5 separate regions of the Homo sapiens genome follow, and all the other regions are linked to region 3. Evidence: chromatin contacts called from ENCODE Hi-C data. All regions are on one chromosome and are shown on one strand. The core of a region is the stretch at or near the end of the contact, and the rest is flanking DNA. Distances in the headings are between cores, read along the strand shown.

Evidence for each region. Hi-C counts contacts between places; a loop is a spot of excess contacts on that map. Pooled maps may share reads with other maps.
Region 1: a loop to region 3 is called in a pooled map, with 4 times the contacts of the local background. The contact joins the promoter of CCSAP here to the promoter of BROX in region 3. A Hi-C loop is called at or near these places in 3 of 50 pooled maps.
Region 2: a loop to region 3 is called in a pooled map, with 17 times the contacts of the local background. The contact joins the promoter of RNF187 here to the promoter of BROX in region 3. A Hi-C loop is called at or near these places in 2 of 50 pooled maps.
Region 4: a loop to region 3 is called in a pooled map, with 10 times the contacts of the local background. The contact joins the promoter of CENPF here to the promoter of BROX in region 3. A Hi-C loop is called at or near these places in 2 of 50 pooled maps.
Region 5: a loop to region 3 is called in a map of naive thymus-derived CD4-positive, alpha-beta T cell, with 24 times the contacts of the local background. The contact joins the promoter of URB2 here to the promoter of BROX in region 3. A Hi-C loop is called at or near these places in 2 of 168 maps with a recorded cell type or tissue (CD4-positive, alpha-beta T cell and naive thymus-derived CD4-positive, alpha-beta T cell) and 12 of 50 pooled maps.

What each region holds. Positions count from the first base shown.
Region 1 is chr1:229,341,387-229,344,405 of GRCh38, forward strand. CCSAP (centriole, cilia and spindle associated protein) reads right to left here and starts at 1,661. Exons shown (of 4, transcript NM_145257.5): 1 at 1,526-1,661; 2 at 713-1,127. The coding sequence starts at 1,079. RefSeq lists silencers at 710-909, 1,110-1,969, 2,816-3,019.
Region 2 is chr1:228,485,972-228,488,824 of GRCh38, forward strand. It overlaps RNF187 (ring finger protein 187), which reads left to right and starts at 1,411. Exons shown (of 4, transcript NM_001010858.3): 1 at 1,411-1,907. The coding sequence starts at 1,518. RefSeq lists enhancers at 289-1,150, 470-849, 1,151-2,011, 2,129-2,853 and silencers at 1,470-1,589, 1,850-2,049.
Region 3 is chr1:222,711,242-222,713,941 of GRCh38, forward strand. BROX (BRO1 domain and CAAX motif containing) reads left to right here and starts at 1,323. Exons shown (of 13, transcript NM_144695.4): 1 at 1,323-1,701. AIDA (axin interactor, dorsalization associated) reads right to left here and starts at 1,250. Exons shown (of 10, transcript NM_022831.4): 1 at 967-1,250. The coding sequence starts at 1,076. RefSeq lists enhancers at 1,018-1,932, 2,301-2,520 and a silencer at 1,131-1,350.
Region 4 is chr1:214,601,826-214,604,525 of GRCh38, forward strand. It overlaps CENPF (centromere protein F), which reads left to right and starts at 1,370. Exons shown (of 20, transcript NM_016343.4): 1 at 1,370-1,496. RefSeq lists a silencer at 1,264-1,473.
Region 5 is chr1:229,624,937-229,627,636 of GRCh38, forward strand. It overlaps URB2 (URB2 ribosome biogenesis homolog), which reads left to right and starts at 1,311. Exons shown (of 10, transcript NM_014777.4): 1 at 1,311-1,420; 2 at 2,685-2,700. The coding sequence starts at 2,698. It overlaps TAF5L (TATA-box binding protein associated factor 5 like), which reads right to left and starts at 1,186. Exons shown (of 5, transcript NM_014409.4): 1 at 949-1,186. RefSeq lists enhancers at 95-144, 1,805-1,884 and silencers at 635-824, 915-1,614.

The sequences.
Region 1 (3,019 bases), core at 411-2,910, 6.6 Mb after region 3:
CTGAGGCGTTCAACTGGGTCCCCAGCCCTGCAAGCCTCTGGGCAGGAAAGAAGGTGAAGGGGCCATGCCTTGAAAACACGCGCAGCGCCACCGGCGCTTTCGGATCTGGACAGGCGAGGGAGGATGGGGAGGGACGGAAGGGGAGAGGCCCTAGCACTTATAAAGATGCTCTCACAGCCAAGTTATTCAACACTCCACGTAAACAAATGCAAAATATTCTTTAGGGACAGCGTAGCGAGGTCGGGGAGTTAATACGGAAAACAATGGCCCCATTCATCAGACAAAGCTTAGCTCTGTGGTTCTTAACCTTTTGGGTTACCTTTGAGAATCTGATTAAAGCTGGGGCTCCTCTGATCAAAAATGGGCGCCTAGAAATAAGCAGATGGGACTCAGTGGTTCGCCAAGAAATAAGATGGGATTCAGAGGTTTGCCAAGCCGCAGAGGCCCGCGAGGAAAGACCCCAGACTCAGCCAGCGGCGCTTCAATTGAGTTCACCGCTGGCTCGACCGAAAGCCACCTAATTAAGGAAATAAAGGGTGGCAAAGGCTGCCACCTTCCCTATTTTGTCAAGAGAGACGGATTCTGTCAACCGAAAAAAAAAAAAGGAAGAGCCAGCCCCGAGTGGCGCAAGAAATAAGAGATCAGCTGCTCAGAGCTTAGAGCAAACCGTCCCTGCGTGCAGGCCCCTCGCGCTCCCCTCCGGGCCGGGTACCTGGCAGAGCCGCGTCCTCCGCGTCCTCGGCCTCCGCGTCCCCGGCCTCCGCGTCCTGCTCCTCCGGGGCCCCGCGCGCCCGCCGTTCCGCCTCCTCCTGGGTCGCCGGCTCTACGGGCGGCGGGGGCGAGGGCGGGGCGCACCGGGGTGCGGGGCCCCCGGCGCCCGACGACTCTGACGACGCCGAGTCCTCCGAGGAGCCGGCCGGGCCCCAGTCGTCCCAGAGCCAGGGCGCGTGCGCCTGCTCCAGCAGCCGGCGGCCTAGGCGGTAGTGCAGCAGCTCGCGGTAGCACGGCCCGTACTCCTCCCAGCGCGGCTCCTGGTAGCGCTTCATGTACTCGCTCTTCACCCCGCTCCCCGGGGACATGGTGCCGTCCGCCGCCTCGAGCGCCAGCCGCTCCTCGCTGCCCGCAGCCTACGGGACCCGGTACACGACACAGAGGCCGCCCCGCCCCTCCGCCGGCCCTGCCCGCCGCGACGTTTAAACCCGGAGCCCCGCCCGGACGGGAGCAGGGGGCGGGTCCCGGCGAGGGCGGGGAGGGGGCGGGGCGGGGGCGGCCTCACCCGGCGGCCGGGACCAAGAGCAGAGGCGGGGACCGGGGCTGCTGGGGTCGAGGGGCGCGCCGCCGAGGAGGGCTGCTCAGTGGGCGGAAGGCAGGGAGGCTGCGGGCTGGGGCGAGGGGACCGCAGGAGACTGGGGCTGAGCGGGAGGAGGAGCGAGGGAGGGGAGCGGCGGGGCCCGTGATCGGGTGGTCCTGGGGTCTCCGGAGGCGTCCCCTGAGCTAGGCGTGCGGTCCCGCGGGGCTGCCTTACCTCCTTCCCGCCGCGCCCGGCCGATCCTCTGCGCCCAGGCCCGAGGCGCGCGTGGCGCAGCAGCTAAAGCGCAGCTCGCTCTCCCGCGCGCTTTCCTCCTGAGCAAGATGTCGCCGCGGCGGCCCGCGCTCCAGCTGCAGGCGGGAGGCGGTGGCGCCGCCTCAGTCCCGGAGCCTCCACGCGCGCTCCCGGCCCCCGGGCCTCCGCCCGCTCCGTGGGGGCGGCTGCTTCCGTAGAGAGCGCGAGGCGCGGGGGTGCGGGCGTGCCTGCCAGTCCGAGGGGCCCAGGCCCAGGTCCCTGGCCCACTTATTTGAGGTGCCCGTCCACCCTGGTCCCAGCAGACGCTGTCCCAGGCACGCGTCACTCTGCAGGAGTCGTCAGTTAGGGGCAAGAGATGATCCCTCCAGATATGCAGCCCCCCCAGGCTGCGGCCGGGGGCGACACTCTCTGTCCTCACTCGAAACCTACCGGTTCTTCCTCTCTGTGTTCACAACACCTGTTACTCTGGCTTTAACTCCCTTTTATATCTACACTCCCCAAATTCTTTTAGATTTTGATCAAAACCATTTCACTCGCTCAGAGATTCGTTTGCACATAAAAGCTTGACAGATTAACTTACGTTGTGCAGAAGTATACAAAGTTGTCCCATTTGTTACAGTTTCAAAAGTGGCCCCACACTCTTTTCCCTTTTTACACATAAAACCTTCACAGATCCAGTTACTTTGTGCAGAAGTATACAACGTTGCCCCATTTGTTACAGTTTCAAAAGTGGCCCCGCACTGTTTTCCCTTTTTGCTCATAAAACCTCCACAGATCCGGCTGAGCGCTGTGGCTCACGCCTGTAATCCCAGCATTTTGGGAGGCCGAGGCGGGTGGCTCACGAGGTCAGGAGATCGAGACCATCCTGGCTAACACAGTGAAACCCCATCTCTACTAAAAAAATAAAAATAAAAAGAATTAGCCCGGCGTGGTGGTGAACGGCTGTAGTCCCAGCTACTCGGGAGCCTGAGGCAGGAGAATGGCGTGAACCCGGGAGGCGGAGCTTGCAGTGAGCCTAGATTGCGCCACTGCACTCCAGCCTGGGCGACAGAGCAAGACTCCGTCTCAAAAAAAATAAAAAATAAAAAATAAAAACCTTCACAGATCCAGTTACATTGTACAGAAGAATACAACGTTGCCCCATTTGTTACAGTTTCAGAAGTGGTCCTGCACTATTTTCCCTTTCTTAAAAAAAGAGCCTTGATACAGTAGCTGCAAAAAGATTTGAAAGGAAAAAACTTTTGGAAAATCTAAATATATATATAGCAGTTAAAAAGCAAGCCCAGGCCGTGAGTAGCGCTCACGGCTTCCACGTCAGGATTCCCACGAATTCACCTACTTTCTACGTGTCCGCATCCTGCCTCCCACCACCACCGCCCACCTCATCATAGCTAAATGATTCAGAGGCGGCTACTGGCCCAAATGGGGCGGGTCAGACCGTCTGCTCTGAAAACT
Region 2 (2,853 bases), core at 161-2,660, 5.8 Mb after region 3:
ACGGGGTTTCACCATGAGCCAGGATGGTCTCATATCTTGACCTTGTGATCCGCTCGCCTCGGCCTCGCAAAGTGCTGGGATTAGAGACGTGAGCCACGGCGCCCGGCCCAGATTAATTTTTTAAAATGCAAAACTTGCACAATCTTATTTTAACCATGCTTGCTTGTTTTCAAAATAATTAAAAAACAAAAACACAAGATTGCTCTTCCCAAAGGCTTATTTCTTTCCTTTAAATTTATTTTTTAAAGAAAAGCTAACGGCCGGGTGTAGTGGCTCACGCCTGTAATCCCAGCACTTTGGGAGGCAGAGGCGGGTGGATTACGAGGTCAGGAGTTCGAGGCCAGCCTGGCCAACATGGTGAAACCCCGTCTGTACTAAAAATACAAAAATTAGCCGGGCGTCGTGGCAGGCGCCTGCAATACCGGCTACTCGGGGGGCTGAGGCAGGAGAATCGCTTGAACCCGGGACGCGGAGGTTGCAGTGAGCCGAGATCGCGCCACTGCACTCAAGCCTGCCTGGCAACAGAGCGAGGCTGTCTCAAAAAAGAAAGAAAAGCAAAGCAAAGCTAACAAATGCTCTTCTGTCATGCATCATCACAGAATCAATGAGAGCTCCCCCCAGCCAGGAGACAGCGGACAACCAGGGTAGCTTCCCAGGGGGCCAGAGGGAGGCTGCGCGAGAAGAGGCTCAGCGGGATGGGTCCACGCAGGGAGATCCCACGCAGGGTGGGCGTATACGAGTGTCCACGTCCGGAGGGCCGTTCAAGGGCGGGTCCCTGAAGGAAGGGTGCACGCAGGGCACGTCCACGCGGGCAGGCCCGTGCACGCAGGGCGTGCCCATGCAGGGCGGGTCCGTGCAGGATGAGAGCAGCGGAGGAGGCCCACGCAGGCCATTTCCCGCCCCGTCCCCAGCCCACGCGGGCGAGCTACCGCGGGGGTACGCGCAGCTCAGATCCTAGCAGCTTACAAAAACAACCTTTTAAAAATGGAACCTTCAAGTAAAAATAAAACTTTGTTTCCCTCTTTCGCAGGAGTTACTGAAGTAGGAAGGGACAGCCCAGTAAGATTTCAGGATACGACTTGGGCCGGTCCGCAGGCAGTAGAGTGAAGCGCGCAGCTGCCAGGACTTGCGCGGTGACGTGCGCCGCTGCCAGGACCTTGCAGGTGGAGAGCATAGTTGCCAAAATCAAGGCGGAGGAGCGCACCGCCGCTAGGATCCAGGCGGAGAAGCCCACCGCGGCCAGGACCTAAGGATGCAGTACACTGCTGCCAGGATCTTGTCTGTGGAGCGCAGCGCGGCCAGGACCTCCGGCTGCAGCACACCGCTGCCAGGATCTTATCGGCAGAGCGCTCCGCGGTCCGGACCCCGCCCCGTGCGCGTCCCCGACCCCGCCCCGTGCGCGTCCCCGGCGTTGGCGTCTTCGTCCTGTTGCTGGTCTCCGTCCGGTCGCCGGCCGTCTAGGTCTCCGGCCCTCCCCAGCCGCTCCTGCGCCCTTGCCGGCCCCGCCGCCCGCAGCCCTGGCGCTCCCTGCGGGCCCCGCCGAGGCCGCCTGCGCCCTGTGCCAGCGCGCGCCCCGGGAACCGGTGCGCGCCGACTGCGGCCACCGCTTCTGTCGGGCGTGCGTGGTGCGCTTCTGGGCCGAGGAGGACGGGCCCTTCCCGTGCCCCGAGTGCGCCGACGACTGCTGGCAGCGCGCCGTGGAGCCCGGCAGGCCCCCGCTCAGCCGCCGCCTTCTGGCGCTCGAGGAGGCGGCCGCGGCGCCCGCGCGCGACGGCCCGGCCAGCGAGGCCGCGCTGCAGCTGCTGTGCCGCGCCGACGCCGGCCCGCTCTGCGCCGCCTGCCGTATGGCTGCGGGCCCCGAGCCGCCCGAGTGGGAACCGCGCTGGAGGAAGGCGCTGCGCGGCAAGGTGCGCGCCGCGGGGTCCCGTGCCCCACCCCGGACGGTGCCCTGCGCCTCTCCGCCCCCGCCCCGGTCCCCCTGAGCCCTGGGCCCTTCCCGTCTCCACTGTTCCTGTCCCCGGATTGTCCCCGTCCCCGGATTGTCCCCCTCCCCTCACCGCCACGGGTCCCCTCTCCAGCGTGTGCTGGGCCCCTCCCTCCTGCGGCTTGCCTCCCCATATTTCCTGCGTCTCTTCGGAGTCTGGTCCCCTTCCCCGTCTTGGTGTCCCCTGCTGGGCGGTGCCTTATCTCCCCACCCCCTACCTTCTACGAAGTCCTTCCCCCACCAGCGCCCATCTTTGTGGTCCCATCACTAGCTGTGCCCTGTCTCGCCCTCATAGACCCCCTCTAGTTCCTACAGATTGACTCCTCCACTCACTCTTCCCTTGGGGGAGACATCACGCCTCTTGCCCCTCTGTATTCCACTGTGTCCACAGGCCTGGCCCACCTTCTCGTCTGCTCCCCGGGCCACCCAGCCCTCGCCTGCACCCCCTGTCCCCTCTCCCATCTTTCAGAAACCCGCTCTGAGAGTCTGGCAGCAGCGGGTCCGGGAGTCTGGAGCCTTGCCCATGGCGGGTTGGTTGTGGGACACAGAATAGGAGACAACAGCCAGCCTGGGGTCCTGCTCTTCAATACAGGGGAGGGGAAGCCAGCCAGACTGTGTCCCTGGGTGCTCCTCCTGCATTGGGGGTCCTGCCACCGGGCAGAGCGACCCCCATCCGGCTCAGGCAGGGCAGGGTGTAGGGCAGGCTGTGCAGACCTTTGGTACAGGCCGAACTCACACTGAACAGGGCCACTTACAGACACAGAACTCCTAAACCCACCTAGACAGTCCCCTTAGCCCCAGCACCCAGATCCTTCTGAATAGGTGTGAAGCCCAAGAAACCTTTTGACTGCCTGTGCGTTCCTGCCCTA
Region 3 (2,700 bases), core at 73-2,572:
ATGTGCAAAAACCTAAGCAAGGTTTTATGTGTATATAAATCTTGTCTTTTATTTTTTAAGACAACCCTGAAGTTTTCTGTGGAAACCAGAAAGGGCAAGAAATTGGTCTTAGGTTGCTCAAGGAAACTGGTACTCACTTGTACCCTGCGGCTATACATTATATACAGGAAAAGGAGGAGGGATCCAAGGAGGGCGTGGAGCTCCTGTGCGTGGTCCATTAATTCACATTTTGCTCTCTTCGGTTCACATCCTGCGCGGACTCCACCCAAGGCAACCGAGCGAGGGGGTGGGTGGGACTCACAGCCTACCAAATAACAGTCCCAGAAACCGAAACGAAATCGAGGTGGAATTCTGAAAACACGGCTCACCAGAAAGAGGGGTGGAGAAGGAGCGCGAGAGGAGACCCTTCTTTTGGCAGAAGAGGTATCCCTGGCCCTCGTTGCTTCCTGGGCTCCCCCCCATCCCCTCAATCGCAAACAGTTCCCTCCTTTCCTACGCATGGAAGAAGGAAGACACACACAGAGCAAGGCCACTCATCCTTGGAACGTGGGCGGAGAACACACAAGTATTCCTCAGAGAATTTCAAAAGGAAATCGAGGAAAAGCAACCTGGGAGAGGAGGAGGAAAGGAAACTGACTGCCAAGTGGGGGACCCGCGAGACGGTGGAAAGGAACTAAGCAGATAGCCTGCTGGGGCCTGCGCCCCAGGAAAGAAGGGCTACCTGTTGAATGGAACTGTCCCTGCGGAGGCGGAGAGGGAAGAAGGCGAGTCACCCCAGAGAGCGGAGCCGTTGTCCCTAGAGCAGCCTCGCTGGGGCTGGTGGCGAGGGATCTCAGCCCCAGTGCCTGCGGAGCCCCACCCTGAGAAGCCTTGGCTGCAGATACGGTGATGAGAGACACCGACAGAAACAAGGGAGAGGCGCACGACTGGAGCCGGTCTGGCCTGCTCCCGCGGTTAGTCACTCACATCTGATACTCGTCTATCGCCTCCACCAGCTGGCCCCAAGAGTCGAAGTCGGCGCCTCTCCTAAAACTGGCGCCCCAGCGCTGCAGCAGACTCCGGGTCACCTCCGACATGGCCGGTCCCCACCCCGTCCCCTCCCGCCCCTACCCCAGCAAGGCCGGGTTCTAGGGCGCCATCCTCCCCCGGCCTGGCCCCGACATTAACAGGGCCAGGAGGAACCGCTACGGCCACCACCGCCACCCGCCGAGGAGCCGCCCAAGCCCATTTGCCGCCACAGCCAAACTTTGCGGCTCCAAAGCGACCGCCCCGCCGAGACCCCGCCCCCGAGGCCCCGCCCCGGGTTAGGTTGAGGCCGCCCCACTGCGCCGAGGGCCGCCATCGCTATTGCGGCATTCTCCCTCGGCTCCGGAGGTAGGGGCAACTCTTCTCTTCCTGTCTGGGAAAAAGACCATAGCTCAAAAGGAAGGCCGAGGGAGAAGTTAGAAAGGGATGATGAACGAAGCGTTTTGAGGGGACTGCAACGCCGCGGCAATACCCGCCCCTGAGCTGCGCGCACTACCGCCTCGGTAGCTATCATGGCCGCCGGGTCACGTGACTCCGGCTTGGCGCCGTCCTGGTTTTCCGTCACCCTGGTTCTGTAGTCTCGGTTCTCCGACTCCCTCTTTTTCTCGCTTGTGGACTCCGATATATTGCCCTTCTTCCCTTAGAAGAACTGCTGAACCGACTCTGAGAAATTTGGTAAGTATGTCAGAGGATGGGTGTTTCTCAGTAATATCCCCCGCTACTTCCCCGGAGTCTCAAGCAATAGGATCACCCCCTTTTACATTAGTCTCCATAGACCCCTGGACAGTGGACCAAAAGTCTCCTTCTAGTGCCTTGAAACAAACGACAGAAAGAAAATCCATATTGGTCACCACAAATCAGTGGCATTAACAGCTAGATCCGCTGAATCCCCTTGCCCCGCATCTCCATTGGTCATTGGAGAGCTTATAATACAAGCTAAACTGGGGTTCGTTCGGCCGTTGTCTGGCCACCTCTCCCGGGTTGACAGTATCGGCTTTCCACAAAAATGCCTGTTTGGAAAGAGGGGAACTCAAGTGTTGGCGCGTGCGCACGGTCGCCGCCCGCTGCCTCGAACGGGACTGGGCACGGGAGGAAGAGGCTGGGTGGTAAACAGGAAGTGGGCGCTCAGAGCTCGGGGGCGGCGCTCAGGTAGGTTCCTCTGGGGACTCGGGGCTTCCGGGGTGGGGGTCCCTTGTTAGGAGCGGGAGTCCTCTTGTGGAAGTGTGTTAGCTTACAGCTTCGATCCGAATGTTGTATTGGTGGCTCTAAAGGCACCCTTGTCCCTGCGGGTGGGTGTGTCGTTCTTCTATCCCACCCTAGGAACTCCCGAAAACTGAAGACCGCCGGGTCGCAGAAGGGGAGAAGATGGGGCAGGGGCAGAAACCCTCTTCTTTCCTGAAGTAAAGATTCGCAAAACTTCAGACATTTTCATCCAGGAAGTAGGAGGCCGCATTAAAAGAAGTATTTGTGGAAGATTTCGCAGCCTCAAGTGCTGAGTGTGATATTATTTGTAGGCACATAGATGCTGTATTAGGCTATCGGAATTTATATGGAAGATGTGTAGAAGATGATATTTTCTGAAATAACTCGTTAAATGTTTTGAGTCCTAAATAAACCTGCTCAGTTTTTCGTTGGGTACACACTGTATTCTCTATTCATTAAGTATGTGGTGCT
Region 4 (2,700 bases), core at 120-2,619, 8.1 Mb before region 3:
CTTTCTAGCTGTTTATTTTTCCTTAAACAGCCTATACATAGTTGAATAATTACTCTGGGAAGCAATGGAATTGTAATTTGTGTTGAAGCCAGACACAATTTGGTTCAAATTCTAAAACTACCAGACACTAGACTGATCATGGCAATGTCTGACAAAAGTTTTCCTCCCCTACCTGCTCTCTCCCCTCCCTTTGGGGATTCGAAGGTAGAAGATAGTAAGAACAAGGCCTTTCCCCAAATAGCAGTTTTATCTCCCAAGATGATCTGGATTTTAAATTACTATGTGCAAAGTTACTAGGGATGCAAAAATGAATTAAAACAGATTTTACTGTAAAGGAATTTTTGAGTCTGATGGGGGAGTCAGACGTAGACATAAATACAAGACAAGACACGGCGAAAATCCTAAACATGAAGTTTGCAAGTTCCAGGAAAGGTCTAGGAAATAATTATCTCTAAGGAGTGGGTGGGATTAGGGAGGTTTTATAAAAAAAGTGACACTTGAATTGGGTACTGCAGGAACAGTCTAATGAAAGGTAAAGTCAGGGGGCTGGAAAGTTTGGTACCTATTGAGGCAGACAACAGCATTAGAGATCTATTACTTTAACAATTAATTGTTTTGCTTCTGCCTTTAGAAGCTTATTTATAGTTTAATAGGGAAATAAAACGAGTATATAACATACATAGAAAACTAGTGGGCTTCACGAAAAGCATTACACCCCGTTTTGAGGATTCTTCTGAATTTTAAATTCTGATGCAGTGTCCTCCCCCCACGCCTTAATCCCGGAAAATAAGTGTTCAGAATCACGTCTTAGAAATATGAACCATAAAGGACAGCATTTAAGAGCGACATCCTGCATTGCGTAGATTCAATTTCAAATTACTGTACTTAGCTTCTATGAGCCTGTTAACTTTTTAATAAAATGAGGATAATACTTTCCTCAAAGAATTGTTAAGAACGACACCGGATAAAGAATGCATGACAAACACAGCACCTAGTATCTATGTCCTAAATTTACGTTTAATTAAGTAGATTGGTACGTGCAGTTTAAAAGAGGTTTCACCAGGCAGCACAGTTCCCCTGGCTGTAGGCGATAGACCACGCCTTCCTAATCAGCGGGCGCATTCCCTGACTTTTGCGGAAATAGCGGTCCAAAACCGCGTCTAGCATTAGCAAAAGCACGTGGTCTCCGTCTCCCCGCAACAACAAAAAAGAACAGTAAACTCCGGCGCAGGCACCTCCAGTAGAGGGCTTGTTTTTAAAATCCATCCGAAAGGGCCAATCAGACGCGGCAGTCTGAGTGCGCAGGCGCGGATTGGTCCGCAGCTACTTAGAGTGACCAATAGGCGTGGAGGTAAGTTTGGTTGAGACCAGAAGCGGGCGAATTGGGCACCGGTGGCGGCTGCGGGCAGTTTGAATTAGACTCTGGGCTCCAGCCCGCCGAAGCCGCGCCAGAACTGTACTCTCCGAGAGGTCGTTTTCCCGTCCCCGAGAGCAAGGTGAGCGTCCTGACTGGGTCCGGATCCTGGCCCTGGCGGCGGGCGGTAGGCGGCGGGCGGCGTGGGGGTGCCGCTGGCTTTTTGCCGGCGGGTACTGGGCGGGGAGGCCTCTGGGATCACTCTCCCGGCCCTGTAGGTGCCGGGGACCGCCCCCTCCCACCCGACCGAACTGGAGAATCCGCCCCGGGATGTGGTTCGTAGGGGTGTCTGCGCCCTTCTGCTCGGGTTCAAACTGGTCTCGGATTAGTGTCCCAGACCCTACTCGGTCACGGACTCACACTTTAGGGGATCATTTTCTTCCTCCGTAAAAGAATTGGAGATGACTAGGTATTTCCAAGCCGCCTTCCCAGTCCCGTAACCAACCTTATTGAAATTCAGGCCCTGGTCCTTTGTTTTATTGAGTAGATGTAAGCTTGAGTTTTGATCTGGTTGGCGACGTGGGGTGCCTATGGTTAGTTACGCGAGCATTTCTCTTTCCCCTCTCTTCTTCCTCCCGTCCACATTTTTTTTTTTCTTTTTTTAAATAGAGATAGGCCTCCCTATATTGCCTAGGCTGGTCTGGAACCCCTGGGCTCAAGGGATCCTCCCGCCTTGGCCTCTGTAAGTGCCAGGATTACAAGCATGAGCCACTACGCCCGGTCCTCCCTTCCACATTTATTTGAACGCGCCTGTGTGCCCGGCTCGGCTGTGTAATGAGGACCCAGAAATAAAAGGCATGGGTCGTGTCCTTGAGCCTGACCTAGAGGAGAAGGCAGGGTTATCATTCTCAGACCCAGCCTTGGTACAGTGCACGGGGACTCTGGCTTTTTGGAGGAGGTGGGGAATTCTGACAACGGGAAAGCAGTGGTGGAGGTGGGGCAGGAGGAGGTCACACAAGAGCTTCCTTGGGGACTAAGGGACTGGGTAGTTCGGGCATGAAGAGTGCCCTCCACGTATTTAAGAGATAAAGATACAGCATTTTCTGGAAAGGACAATAGTCCTGCAAGTCCTCCATGCAGGAACCTTCATCCAGGGCTTTTCTTCACTCCCCACCTCGATTCCCTGTTCCTCAAAAGTAAACTTCTGGGTTTATTTTTTTGTTCTTTTGCCCCAATGGCCCAATACAGGTGGCTGATAGCTGATCCCTTAATGGGCCAAAATCTGCTCTAATCACAGTTAGCTTGGTCTACATCTATATTGTTCTCTATCTTAGACTTTGGAATGG
Region 5 (2,700 bases), core at 61-2,560, 6.9 Mb after region 3:
TTCCTCTCAGCACAGCTCCCAACTGCTTGTTAGCAGGAGTCACCATTCCGAGATTCCAATCTGCAAGGTCAGTTTAGGTACAGTAATTTAAGACAGACACTGCATGGGACTGGCACTTACCTTCTGATCCCAGAACCACAAAGACTGCGAGATCCGCATTACAACGACTTTCACAACTGATGGGAGAACTGCATGTAGCGTTCCTGCACTCCACTTCCGCTAAGTCTAAAATGACACCACTGTTTCTAACCATCCACTCACTTCGGACCAACGCCTTATCGAATACATTTTCAAAAGCCTGGCAGCTTCGCGAGCTGGAGGTGGTGAACCCGTCCCACACCATGGGCGCACCAACCTTACCTTGCTGTCATGAGGCAACGAGCCCCGAGAGACACCCTTGCAGGTAAGCACTCTCCTGCAGCAGCTAGTCTAACTCTGGCTCCCCCGTGTCACACGCGGAGATCGACTCCACACCCACCCACGCACGATCACCATGTGCAAAGTTGAATCCCGACTTCGCCGCAAAGACATTTCCTTTTCCCCTACATGCAAAGGAGCTGTGGAGCCGTGCTCCCTGCTTGGCTGTCGGGCACTGGGATACCTTCCCCGCGGGCGCCCGCCACCTCCTCCCCGAGCCCGGCATCCAACCCGCAGGACCCACCCCTGCGCAGGAACGCGACGCCAGTCCAGGTGTAGCCGCCGACTGCAGGCCACGCCGCCGGCCGCAGCCCGGGACTCGGGAGGCCGAGGGCGGAGGCGCGGCCGTCGCGCCCGCGCAGAGCCGCCCGCCGCCCCCCAGCCCCGCCTCCCGCGCCCCACCCCCACCGCCCGCCGGCGGGAGCCAAGGCGCGCCCCGCCGAGGCCCCACCGCCCCGGCCCCCGCCCGCCCGCGCGCGCGCGCGCCTCGCGACCCTCCCGGCCCTCCCCGCCCGTGCTCCCGGCACTCACTGAACATCCCAGGCGGCTCCGGCTCCCCCCGCCGCCGCCGCCTCCGGGATCGGGTTGCTTCCGCCTCCGTCGTCTCTGCCGCAGGGTCTCACTCCGACGGCCGGCTCAGCTGGGCCCCCGCGCCCCGCGCCCCGCCGCCCCCGCCGCCGCTCTGGGCGGCCGCTCCATGACTGACTGACACGGAGCGGGCCGCGGGCTGGGCCGCTCGGGCCTCCAACGCGCAACCGTCTCCGCCAATGGGCGAGGCGCCTCGGCGCTCGGCTGGCGACGCCTGGCGTGCGTGCAGCCCCTCCCCGCTGCGCCGCCGGCGTCCGGCGGAAGGAGCGCGGGTACCGGTCCCACGTGGTGGGGACGCGGGACCCGTACAGCGGCCTCCGCCGCACCGGGACAGCAGCCGCCGCCGCTGCCGCCGTCCTCCCCTGTCTACCCGGAGCTGTCTCGAGCTGAGCCCCCTACCGGGCCGGATCCCGAGGTGAGTCCCCCACCTGCGGTCAGCCCCTGCGGGCAGCCAGGTCCCGAGGTGAGTCCCCCCACCCGGGGCTGGTCCAGAGGAGATCCCCCTACCTAAGGCCGGGCCCAGATGGGGGGCCCCCCAACCCTGCCCAGTTCCGGTGCCGCCAGCAGACTCTGGGCTGGAGCGGCTTCGGCACGCTCCATTCGCGAAGGCGAACTCCCTCCTGGCTCCTAGCTGCTCTCCCCTGGTTCTTGTTGCTTGGTCTCTTTCTGCTGGGCAGGGAGTGCTGGCAGGGCTGTGCTGTCCGCCCTGGACTTCGCATTGCCCGGTAAGGGCGGTTGGAGGCCCGGAGAGCCGAACTCTGGCGGAGCCGGGGAGAGCATCTCGGTTGTCTTTGTAGCCAGTTCAGCAAACACCTGTTATGCACTTTGTAGCTGTCGCGATGGCGGTTCTATGGTATTGAACTTAGAAAGTCAGGCATCGTTGAATTCGTTTTGGACATTTTGACAAAATAGGAAAACTGACAGCACTTGACGTTCTTGTTCTCTGCAGTAGAGTGAAGGATAACTTAATTTCTAAAATGAAAACGTCTTAACGTTCCTTTTTACTATAACTTTTAGGAAACTCAAAGCCAAGTTTACCCAGTTTAATAGTAACTGTAGGTGTTTGGTATGTTTGCTACCCCCGAGATTTCATGGTTTTTTGTTTTCTATTTTTAGTCTTTTCCTTGTGCAAGTATCTCTTGTAGAGTCTTTTTTGAAGTGTATGTGCGTTGTAAATTTATACACGACTGAATAAAAGTGTTAGTGGAAGGTTACTGTTGCAGCTGAAATAACTGTATTCCTTTGGGGTTTTCTTTTTCACTTGGAGACATATTACTTTCTCCGGATATTGCTTATGTATCTTTTCCTCTTTCAATTTGAAACCATGTATGAATGACTCTTTCCACAAGTAATGTAATCACTGATTTTGGCCTTGTTGAATTCCTGAACACTCACCTTTGTGGAAGTGATGTTTGATCATAGCTGGAATACATATAGTCCATCTTCTGTGTGTGCAGTCCATCTTTTGCTTGCTTTTGTCTGAATTTCCCCCAGAAAATTCTGGAGTCAAGCATCTTGTATGTAGATTTACCCCGACAAATCTGTTGATTCATTAAAAACTTTTAAAAGAATACATATTAGGTAAACAAGATACAGTACTGCAATACTGTTGGTTTTCTGGTGCCTGCTCAGTCTGACATTGTTATAGTATTTTTTTTCCCATTGTTTTTAAATTTTAGATAAAGCCTAGCCATG